Linked DNA regions of Mus musculus: region 1 is linked to region 2. The links are chromatin contacts, found by POLR2A ChIA-PET in ENCODE. All regions are on one chromosome and are shown on one strand. Each heading gives the region's core, a stretch centred on a gene start or an enhancer-like site at or near the end of the contact. The rest is flanking DNA. Distances are from core to core; before and after follow the strand shown.

Region 1 (4,962 bases), core at 975-3,474, 170 kb after region 2:
AGGAAGTGAATTGAGCACCTCTACTTAGAGCTTTGGCTGCAATGGGACCAACTGCCTGCAGCTCTGGATGCCACAATTTCTCAACCACAGTGGACTTTACCAACAAACTGTTAAGCCAAAATAAACCCTTTTTTTTTCTTAAGTTTGCTTTGTCAGATATTGTCACAGCAGTGTGAAAAGGAGCCAGCATTCTATTCACATGCAAACAATCCAGAGTTTATAGAATTCTCATCCTAGTGAGGACACTGACAGGTGAGAGAGGCTCTAACAGATAAAGTATCTGAGGTTACACAAAAGCTGAATCTTGAAAGGCAAGCTAGAGTTCAACGGTACAAGGGGAGTGTAACACATCTGGGACAGGGGAAAGCATCAACAAAGCAGAATTACAGCCACTTCACCTAGAGTGTAAATGACCATCCTGGCACGAAAACACACATCTCTTTAGCATTTTAATTACTGGAAAAAAGACTTCTTCAAACTATAATCTGGAAAGTCACATTCTCTTTTAGATAATGGTATAAGACTTTTGTTAGGATAATCTGACTTCTAGAAGACAGATCAATGTTAAAGTTGTACCAGAACTGAGTTTATGAGCTGGCCCAAGAGGACTAACAACAGTGGTAGGTAGGTGTGTCTGGGTGGAAAAAACACAAAATAAGGCTGGCTATCCTGTGAAACTCCCTGGGCAGCCAGCTCATCAGTCTATTCTCAGATCACATTATTATTACTGTTGTTGTCGTTGTTGGTTGTTGTTCCTGTTGTTTGTGTGTTGAGACAATTCCTTGGTATGTAGTTCAAGGTGGGCTCAGGTTCCTGACTGCTGGGACTATGGCCACATTAGTTCTTAACTAGTTGTAGTCAAATATAAAATCTCAACACATCAAAGACACACTAAAAATTATGTTCTTAAGACAGTCTCTCTCTCTCTCTAGCTCAAGCTTATCCAGCACCTGCCATCCTCCTGCTTGCTCTGTCTGCACCTGGCTCCCCCCTGGCAACTCTAGTTTGGTATATAAGGAGTTCCCAAATACTTAGCAGCTCTCAAACCATTCTAGAGTCCAACCAGGCTGTGGAATGCCCTCTTTACATCTCAAAAAGACCTGTAATCAGAGATTCCCCTACTGGGTTATTTTTTTTGAGACTCTATTTCACAGGATTTACTACTTACTAAACGATACGAAAAAAAAAAAGATAATGAAAACATTAATCACAGTTGCTATATAGACCACTTACTTGAAAATGTTTAAAAATTAATTCAGGATTGAAGTATAACTGAAAAGGTGTGATCAATTCCAACTGCTGAAATGGAAAAAGAGCTTCTTGAAGCCGATCAACCGCAAAACAAAATTTCATCATGAACCACGAAGGATGAGTAGATCTAATCATTTCTGTCCCTTGGAATACATTTCTGTCTTGCTTGTGACAGCTGGTAAGAGATTCTTTAGAATTTGCACAACCGTTTTGTATAAACACACAATGTCAGTTTGATGTTGCAATATTTGAGGATGCTATAAGGCAGGCGGGTGAGCATATTTTAGAGACAAGCCAACAGCATCTTTTACAAATCTGTGCGTCACGTGGTCACCACCTCAGCTAGGTGAGACAACTCGGAATAAGGGGTTTAACTAAGACCCTGCTACCATTAGGGATAGGTACAAGCGGCCAGACACTTATATCCATAGGCCGTCTTTTGAAAGATGTTTCCAGATAGCTCGAGATTTCTATACTCAATATAATAGTCTGTGAACCTAGCGGACCTCACTCCCACTAGTCACCTGGACCTCTCAGACACATTTTTGGGTGGGCGGCTCCCGCACTTCTGATTCACTACAGGTCTGGATTTCATTTGTCTGAAACTGACCTGGCCCTTCACGAAGGGGCACACCCTTCTCAGGTCACTGGCTTGGCACCCTTGGGAATATCCCAAACCCTAGAGTCAGCTCCGGATGTCTCCACCCACCCCTGGGACCAGACCCACTGGGCTTCTCCGCGGCCCAAACCCGTTTTCTGAAGACGCAGTCATAGCTAGCCTGGAAAAAGAGGATGTGGCGCCACAGCTGCTCACCACGGCCGCGGTGGTGAGGACGCAGGCGGTAGTATAGGCGCGGCTGACCGGCGGGATCTGCAGGTACTCCAGCCGGAGGCTCTGGTACGCCATCTTTCCCACCGCGCCTGCCCCCCTTCCCCTTCCGCCAGTATGCCAGGCGGCGGGGCGGACTCAAAGCTGGCCTTCAGCCTACCCACTCCTGTCCAATCAGCGCTGCGTACTCGGACAGCCACCAATCGCTGGCGCCTTGGGGCCGCTCACCCACCAATCAAGAGTTGCGCCTCTGCGTCGGTCCATCCTTACTTCTCCGCCTACCAACGCAGAGAGAAGGACCAGTTCCGTCCGCCAATCCCTGCCGGCCACAGCTAGCTTTCCCTCCTTGTCGCCTTCCTTTTACCAATCGCAGTGGCTCCTTTTGACCCACGGCTAGCCAATCAGGAGTGCGATCCAGCCCGCCTTGGCGTTCGTTCGCAGAGGCAGGTCTCAGTCGATTCGGAGGAGCCGGTGTTACCGCCTTCTTCCAGCCGCTGAGTGTAGCTTGAAGGAAGTGGCGGGAAGCCGGTGTGGGGCGGAATCCATCACTCCCGGGATCGCTTCGGTAGGGGCTGTGTGCTCTCCGAGGAGGAGCGGAAAGGGCGGGACCGAGGAGTGGCGTCGGGGCGGCGGAGCGTTCTGTAGGGAATCCCTCCGGTCTGGCCGGCCTGGGTACGGAGACCTAGAGTTCCCGGCATGCATCGCGGCCGCGGGGTAGTACGGGAGCTGGAGCTGAAGGAAGCGCTTCCCGTTCTGCGGTTTCTGGGCCTTGTCTGTGGCGGTCGTAGGCTCTGAAGTCCATTACATTCGTCGAGACGGTGTGAGGACCTCTCATGTTTATCTTCAGCCGCAGGAACTCTAATCTAGCAGAGAAGAGACGGTAGATGAAGGGAAAGCGGAGGCGGTTCTTCAGGGATGTGTATTCGAACTGGCTCTGGAATCTGCGCCTACTGCATGCTTACTTGAAGGAAAGAAAATAGAATTAGATTGGGCTGGAGCAAAGACTATCCTGACCGTGGCAGACGTGTTCAGTAAGTTATAAAGAAGCTTTAAAAATTGTGGGACAAAAAAATGCGACCGTCAAGACTGGTAGGAACCAAGTAAAAAGTTGGAGAGAATGGCATTTAGAAGGAAGACTAGAAAGCTGAAAGTAGTTGAACCGACCTGTGGCTCCTAGCCACTCTGAAGGCTGAAGCCAGAGGATTTGTTCCATCCTGAAGTTCTAGGCCAGTGTGGACAACGTAGAATGGGAGCAAACACTGGGGAGTGGTCTTAGCAACTTGTTGGTAAAACTGCATCTTTATAGCTACTGCCTCATTATAGCATTGGCAGTGTCCAACAGAGAAAAGGCAACATTGGAACTTTTCTCAAAACTGGAAGTTTGGATGTAGGTATTTGGTTATGTAATCATGGCGCATCAATCCAGGAATGGTGAAAACTTGGAGGCAAAGTTAGAGTGCAAACTTAAGAGAATTATAGGGTGCAAGTGGTCAGTTGATTGGGTAATTTGTAACAGATGACCAATCTATTCAGATAATGAAAATACAGTCTTTAGGAAAGTCATCTCAATAGAAACAACATATGTGAAGGTGGAAGGTGGAGGTAGTTTCAGTGTCCAAACAGTATGCGAAGCCATATGGTCTTAGTCTTCAAAATACAGTGTGGGTCTGGGAATCTCGTGCTAGAGTGCGTACTGGTATGTACAAAGGCCCTGGGAATACTCTTAGCTCTATAGGGAAGAAAAACAAGTTTATGACTACCAAATTCACAAAAGTTAGAGTATTGGTAGATACAAGAAGTTCTGGTCTACTCCAAGTGAGTGTAAAACAGCTTAGATATTCTGAGAATGTTTTGGCAATCTTTAGTGACATTATACATGCAAATAAAGTAACAAGTCCCCCAGAAGTTAGTATAGAAAAATCTCCATCATCCATCTGTTATGATTAGAAGATCAATTAATACCTCCAAGGCTCCTAGCAGTTAAAGTGAAAATGAAGACCTGTTTTGAGACCCTAGTTTGAAATATAAAGGATGTTTTTCTTGCATAGTTCTACATATGCAAAACCAGTTTTCTAACCCATCAGTTAGGAGCAAAAAAAATATCCTTATAAACTCAAACTTGTAACGTTGATTATACAAGAACAGATGATGCTAAGGTTGCGTCCTTTGGTGGGATAACTAAATAACCACATCGCCCTACTTAGATGACTTTGTCATTGTGTTAGAGTAGTGAGGAATGAATTAGTCTCATAACCAAGGTGAGTGAAGACATGGACACAGAATACACGTTCCACTTAAATTTTGTAGTCTTGAGTAGCTGTTCTCTTATAACACAGTGTCTAAAAGGTGGTTCTTGTGTGTAGGTGGTCATGGCTCAACAGTAAAAAGCCCAGACTGCTTCTCCAGAAGACCTGAGTTTGCATTACAGCGCATGTTCAGTATAACCCTGGCTCCAGCCTGTCTGACACCCACTTCTGGCCTCCAGGGGCACATACATGCATGTGGCATGTGCATATAAAGGCATATACACATAAACAATAAAATCAACTCTTTCAAAAATTATTGTATAGCCGGGTGTGGTGGTGCACGCCTTTAATCCCAGCACTTGGGAGGCAGAGGCAGGCAGATTTCTGAGTTGGAGGCCAGCCTGGTCTACAAAGTGAGTTCCAGGACAGCCCGGGCTATACAGAGAAACCCTGTCTCGAAAAACAAACAAACCAAAAAATTATTGTATAAAACTGAAAGACTTGAATATTTTCAGATGACCTACTGACTGAATAGAGAGGAGTAAACAAAAGACAAAATTAAATGGATGAGGTCTGATAAAGGAACTGCCAAATAAGAATTTTAAAAGTTTATTCCAATTATAATGCAGACTCTTC
Region 2 (4,954 bases), core at 948-3,447:
CTGTAAATATTCTTGTGTATGTCTTATCTTTCACATACAATCTAATTGACAAGTAATTATTTCATGTTTTATTTCTTGATTTCCTTCAGAATGAGAATTACAACTTCTGTAGCTAATGAAGGCTTTGAGCATACGTTAGTTTTCTCTAGTACATATCTAGGAATGGCATCTGGTTGTTGGGTCTTAGGGTTTACATAAAAAATATGAAATGGGACTGGGGTATAGCTCAGTTGGTAGAGCACTTGCCTAGAAGGCACAAAGTTCTGGATTTGTAATCCTAGCATTTGGGAGGTAGGAGAATCAGGAATTCAAAGTTAGCTTGGGCTACATGAGAACCTGTCTTAAAAAAAAAAATTAAATGAATATGAAAATGTATATAATTCTGGTACTCTTTGCTTATTTCAAAATGGCCTTTCCAACTTTTGACATAGGGGCCTCTGAGAGTCCCTACCAGATGTGTGATCATTTCTGAGTGACCTTGGTCTTGAGGACCGGGTTGCAATCCTGATTACCAATGGCAATAAGTACGGTATACAGTCAGTGGAAGGAGTCCCATCTGTGGAGGACATCGCCATCTGCTATCTTTATGGCTCCTGCTTCCTATTCAGTCATTGCAACAGGACAGATGATTACTGAGTGGCCCTACTGGGGCCAAAGGTCTCCCTGCTGAGCGAGGATTTGCTCACTCAGGAAGGTTAGAAACCAGGGGGAGGGTGGAAACAGGCTTCATTTGTTCTGTCAAAGGCATACCAGGAGATGTTAATTGCTTAAAAGTCTAAATATAACCCCCCTTCATCTTAGTGGGACCTCAGGCAAAAGTACAAACAGATGACTACCTATTTAAAATTATAAACCATTCCAAAGAACTGTGAACCTTACTAGAGCCTAGTCTTCTACTTTGACTAAAGTCAAACCATTAATGACTATTATGGTTTGAATGTAGGCATCTGCAGTGACTCTGGAGCAGACTTGAGCTTAGAACTTTTAGAATCAGAATAAATGAAGAAGAAAAAGAAAGAAAGAAAGAAAGAAAGAAAGAAAGAAAAAGAAAAAGTAGGACCTAGTAGTGGTCCAACCCTGAAATCTCAGCTTCTCAGGAGGATGAAGCAGGATTGCAGACTCAAGGCTAACCTGGGCCATTTAGGGAGAGGGTGTTTCAAAATTAAAAAAACAGAACAAGAACTATTGCTATAGCTGAGTAGTGGAGTGCTTGCCTACTATGCTTAAGGTTAAATCCCCAGGACTGCAGGAGGGAGAAAAAAAGACTAGCATAGATCCCTGGCCTTTGGGGGTATGTGCACTTGAATAAGCTGGTGAGAGGAGCGTAAGCCCTGGCTGGGCTCCTGGTCTGTTGCTTGTCTTCCTTCTTTCCTCACCTGTCTTGCACCACGAAGGATCTGTGAACACACAGAGCAGCTCAAATGTGTAAGTGCTGTGCCACCTCCTCCAAATGCAGCTGCCCTCTGGCACGTTGAGAAACGTTTACACCCTGTCTTATAGAAAAATGAGAGACTACAGCTTCAGCTACCCAGGGAGGGAATTCTGGGCTCATAGGAAGGCAGGTGGACTTGGTCCTGAAGTGCCAGACTGTGTAGACCCCTTGCCCTAGGAAGGCAGCAAGGTCTGAATGAGGCTGGAAAGGAAAGTCTGGAGTCTCCGTATGGCTCTCTTGCCCAGGCAGAAGGGTGGCACTTTCTCCTGTCAAGAATGCAAGCACTGCGTCTGGCTGTATCTCCAACAGCTTCTCTGGGCTGATCACGTTAAAGTCAAACATAGTCGCTTAATGGAAAAAGTGCATTGGCTTGCACATCTGGGGACCAGACCAAGTTCTGGCCATAACAATTCTTCCTACTTTATATCCTCATTTAAACTTTTCTTAGCCGCTCTACTTTTCAAGGTTATGAGGTTAAGGGACTTTCTCAAGGACACACAACTAGGCAAAGTAGCGGCTGGGTTCGCGTGCACCCAGGGTCTCCTCACTCAGCTTGATATTTTTGTCTGTGTCCTGGGAGCCAAGAGCTTGCACAGTCTTCGTCTTTGCAGCCGCCAGTCTCCAACACCCATAGCTCTCTCATCAGCCTCCCTCTGGCTCCCAGGCCCCGGACCCCTCCTCCCTGGTCTCCCTCCCTCCTGAGGCCCCGCCCCTCCCTTAGGCCAGCGTCACGTGCCGTCCCATCCCCCCGCGCCTGCGCACTGCTTATTTCCCGCTGTCAGGATGAGGAGGCGGAGGTCGGCGCTCCGGTCCGTCTCTGCCCGAGGCTGTGGCGGCGCCGGCGGCTCCAGCCTTAGCGGTTCCTCCCTGGGCGGCGGTGGCCGCGGCTCGGTCGACGCCTCCTCCGCCAGCTGAGCCCGCGGCATCCCGGGACGCCGCTTCCCCGCCCATCCCCGTTCTCCGAGGCCGCCCACTGGCCATGGCGCAGCCGGGCCCGGCTCCCCAGCCTGACGGTGAGGCGCCCACCATGGCGGGCGCGGCCTGCCCGGCGCAGCGTCGTGGGGGCCCTTGGGGGCAGGAAGGGCACGCGCGCGGGCCCGGGGGTGACCCACGGACTGGAGGCGGGGGCGCGCGGGCGACGCGTGCTGGGGCAGCCGGGCTGGGGAGGGAGAGGGAGGCGCGCGCGGGCGGCCGCGGGGAAGGGCGTGGGGAGGCTGCAGGGAGGGAGCCGGCGGAGAGGAAGGTGCGGTGGGATCAGCACGTGGGTTCCTCGGGTGGGGAGGATGGAAATGGAGAGCATGTGCTATATTCCTTAAAGAAAACGCGAGCCCTCGCCTTGGTAGTGGCCGTGTGCCCTCTCGCCCCACCTCCGCTCCCGCCTCCTCAGGCCACGCTCCAGCGCTCTTTGCACCGGACTTGTAAAAGTAACTGTGATCCTAAGCATTGGGTAGCATTCTTTTGAGTGGTTGTGTTGCTTCATGGTAAGGCCGGGCTCATATCTTAGTCTCTTAGGGCCTCAGTTTCTGACGAACGAAGAGCGCTTGATTCATGTCTCTTTATCGAGAAAGATGGGCAAGTCTTGGGCCAGGCGATAAAGATGGCAACGTTCATCTGTAAAAGGATAGTTTAGTATTATTTCGAGAGTGTTAGGGATGAAAAGGTGCTCGAGTGGGCCGAAATCGAGGAGTCAATCGTCTTCTCCATTCCGTCTCTACCGTTCAAGCGATGGGGTCTCACTTTGTGGACCATGATGACCTGAAACTCCTGAGCTATCCTGCCTCAGTTTCCTGAGTAGCCAAGACTTAGACGTGCAGGACAGACTGTCTTAATAATGCTCATATTGGAAGAAAAAAAGGGCCTTGTTCTAAATAAGCCATGATGGTTATTAGAACCCTTTATGACCTTTAAACCGACTGAGCTCTGCCCCAGAGTTTTGACCACATTGTTTCAGGTGTTGTTGTCGTCAACCGGGAGTTATGTTTGGAAAGAATGTGCTCCGTCCTTGGCAAGATCTTACTGTATCTAGTTGGGAAAGTTCTTTCAGGTGTACTTTTCTAATTGGCTTTTGTGCTTAGCATCTTTACCTGTAAGTAGAATGTTGGGATGTGGTGGTTGGCTCAGGAGGTTCTTGGCCTTTTCCAAGAGTAGTCTCTTGAAATGATCTTTTGTGAAAACCTCTGTTTGTTCTTGCGGTAGGGGAACTGGAAACAATGTTATCAGATTTTGAGACTCTTGCTGCTCTCTGGGAAGTGTTCTCTAAAGATTGTTAGCCTCTAGTTTTGGGTTTTGTTAGTTGCCTAAGGGGTAATGTCCAGCCTAGACTTTAACTTGCTCGATGTTTCTATTCCAATAAAGAGAAGGGAGGTGTTTCTGGTGGGCTGTCAGGAAACAGGGATGTTTTTTGGACCTTCTTTTAACTCTCACCTTTTGTATTTGGTGTCAGGGAGGAAAACTTTACAAACCCTCCTTGTTACTGCAGACAGAGGCAGAATACAGAGAAAGCTCTGACTTCTGGTAGGTATGCTTAACTGGCTGCTGCCTTCCTTTGCTTTCCATGGACAACTCAGGTGACATGAGTCTGGACTCTTAATTTCCTGCCTCTTTCAATATATGAAATGGTCTTCCCTGCAAATAGGCAGAAGTGACTAAGCACTTCGCAGAAGCGAGGAAAACATTAGCTTTGAGGAATCTCATGTTCTTGCTATTCTCAGTGCAGGTTTACTTCCTATTTTTCAAAATTTAAGACTATGGAATGAGATTAAGTAAAATTTTTAAGTATACGTTAATGTAAATGGACAAAGGTATCTATCAGTTCATGAAAGGGGAGAGAATTTGGTATGTTTGAGTTCTTTGTGCCAATGTCTGCTTACAAGTTCATCTTGCGGAATTAATTGTTCTCTTTAGTTGAGTTCATATTGACAACTTTAATTAGAAGCGCACTTGAATTTTTTAGACCTGCTGAGTTAAAAAACAAAATTATTGGAAAATTCCTTTGCACCAGACCAACAGTAAAACATAACTGCTTCGTCCGCTTTCCCGTCATTTCAGAAGCAGTGCCGAATCTTTTTTCTTTTTGACATATTTTCTTTGTTTTTTTCATGAGGATATTAAGGCATATTAAGAGTAGATTTGTTGGGCAGTGGTGGCGCATGCCTTTAATCCCAGCACTTGGGAGGCAGAGGCAGGTGGATTTCTGAGTTCGAGGCCAGCCTGGTCTACAAAGTGAGTTCCAGGACAGCCAGGGCTCTACAGAGAAACCCTGTCTTGAAAAATCAAAAAAAAAAAAAAAAAAAAAGGAGCTTTGTGTATAATTGGCAAGACAAGATGTAACCTTTTTTTCTTATTTCATAATTTTTGAAGGTTTTAGTTTTAATGGAGCACTTTGATGGATGCCAATTAAGTTATTTTCCATTGAGAATTCAAAGACAAGTATAAAAACTCTCAGATTTCAGTTTAAGCTAAACTACATTTTAGAAGCATTTGTCCTGATTTTACTTCATTAAAATTAAAATTTTAAAAATG

Evidence for each region. ChIA-PET counts read pairs that join two places held with the same protein, here RNA polymerase II (POLR2A).
Region 1: POLR2A ChIA-PET joins it to region 2 with 14 read pairs in embryonic stem cell. The contact joins the promoter of Derl2 here to the promoter of Rabep1 in region 2. POLR2A ChIA-PET finds 5 or more read pairs at or near these places in 2 of 5 experiments (Patski and embryonic stem cell).

What each region holds. Positions count from the first base shown.
Region 1 is chr11:71,017,079-71,022,040 of GRCm38, forward strand. It overlaps Derl2 (Der1-like domain family, member 2), which reads right to left and starts at 2,225. Exons shown (of 7, transcript NM_033562.4): 1 at 2,066-2,225; 2 at 1,234-1,299. The coding sequence starts at 2,158. It overlaps Mis12 (MIS12 kinetochore complex component), which reads left to right and starts at 2,533. Exons shown (of 3, transcript NM_025993.3): 1 at 2,533-3,111.
Region 2 is chr11:70,842,564-70,847,517 of GRCm38, forward strand. Rabep1 (rabaptin, RAB GTPase binding effector protein 1) reads left to right here and starts at 2,198. Exons shown (of 18, transcript NM_019400.3): 1 at 2,198-2,445. The coding sequence starts at 2,412.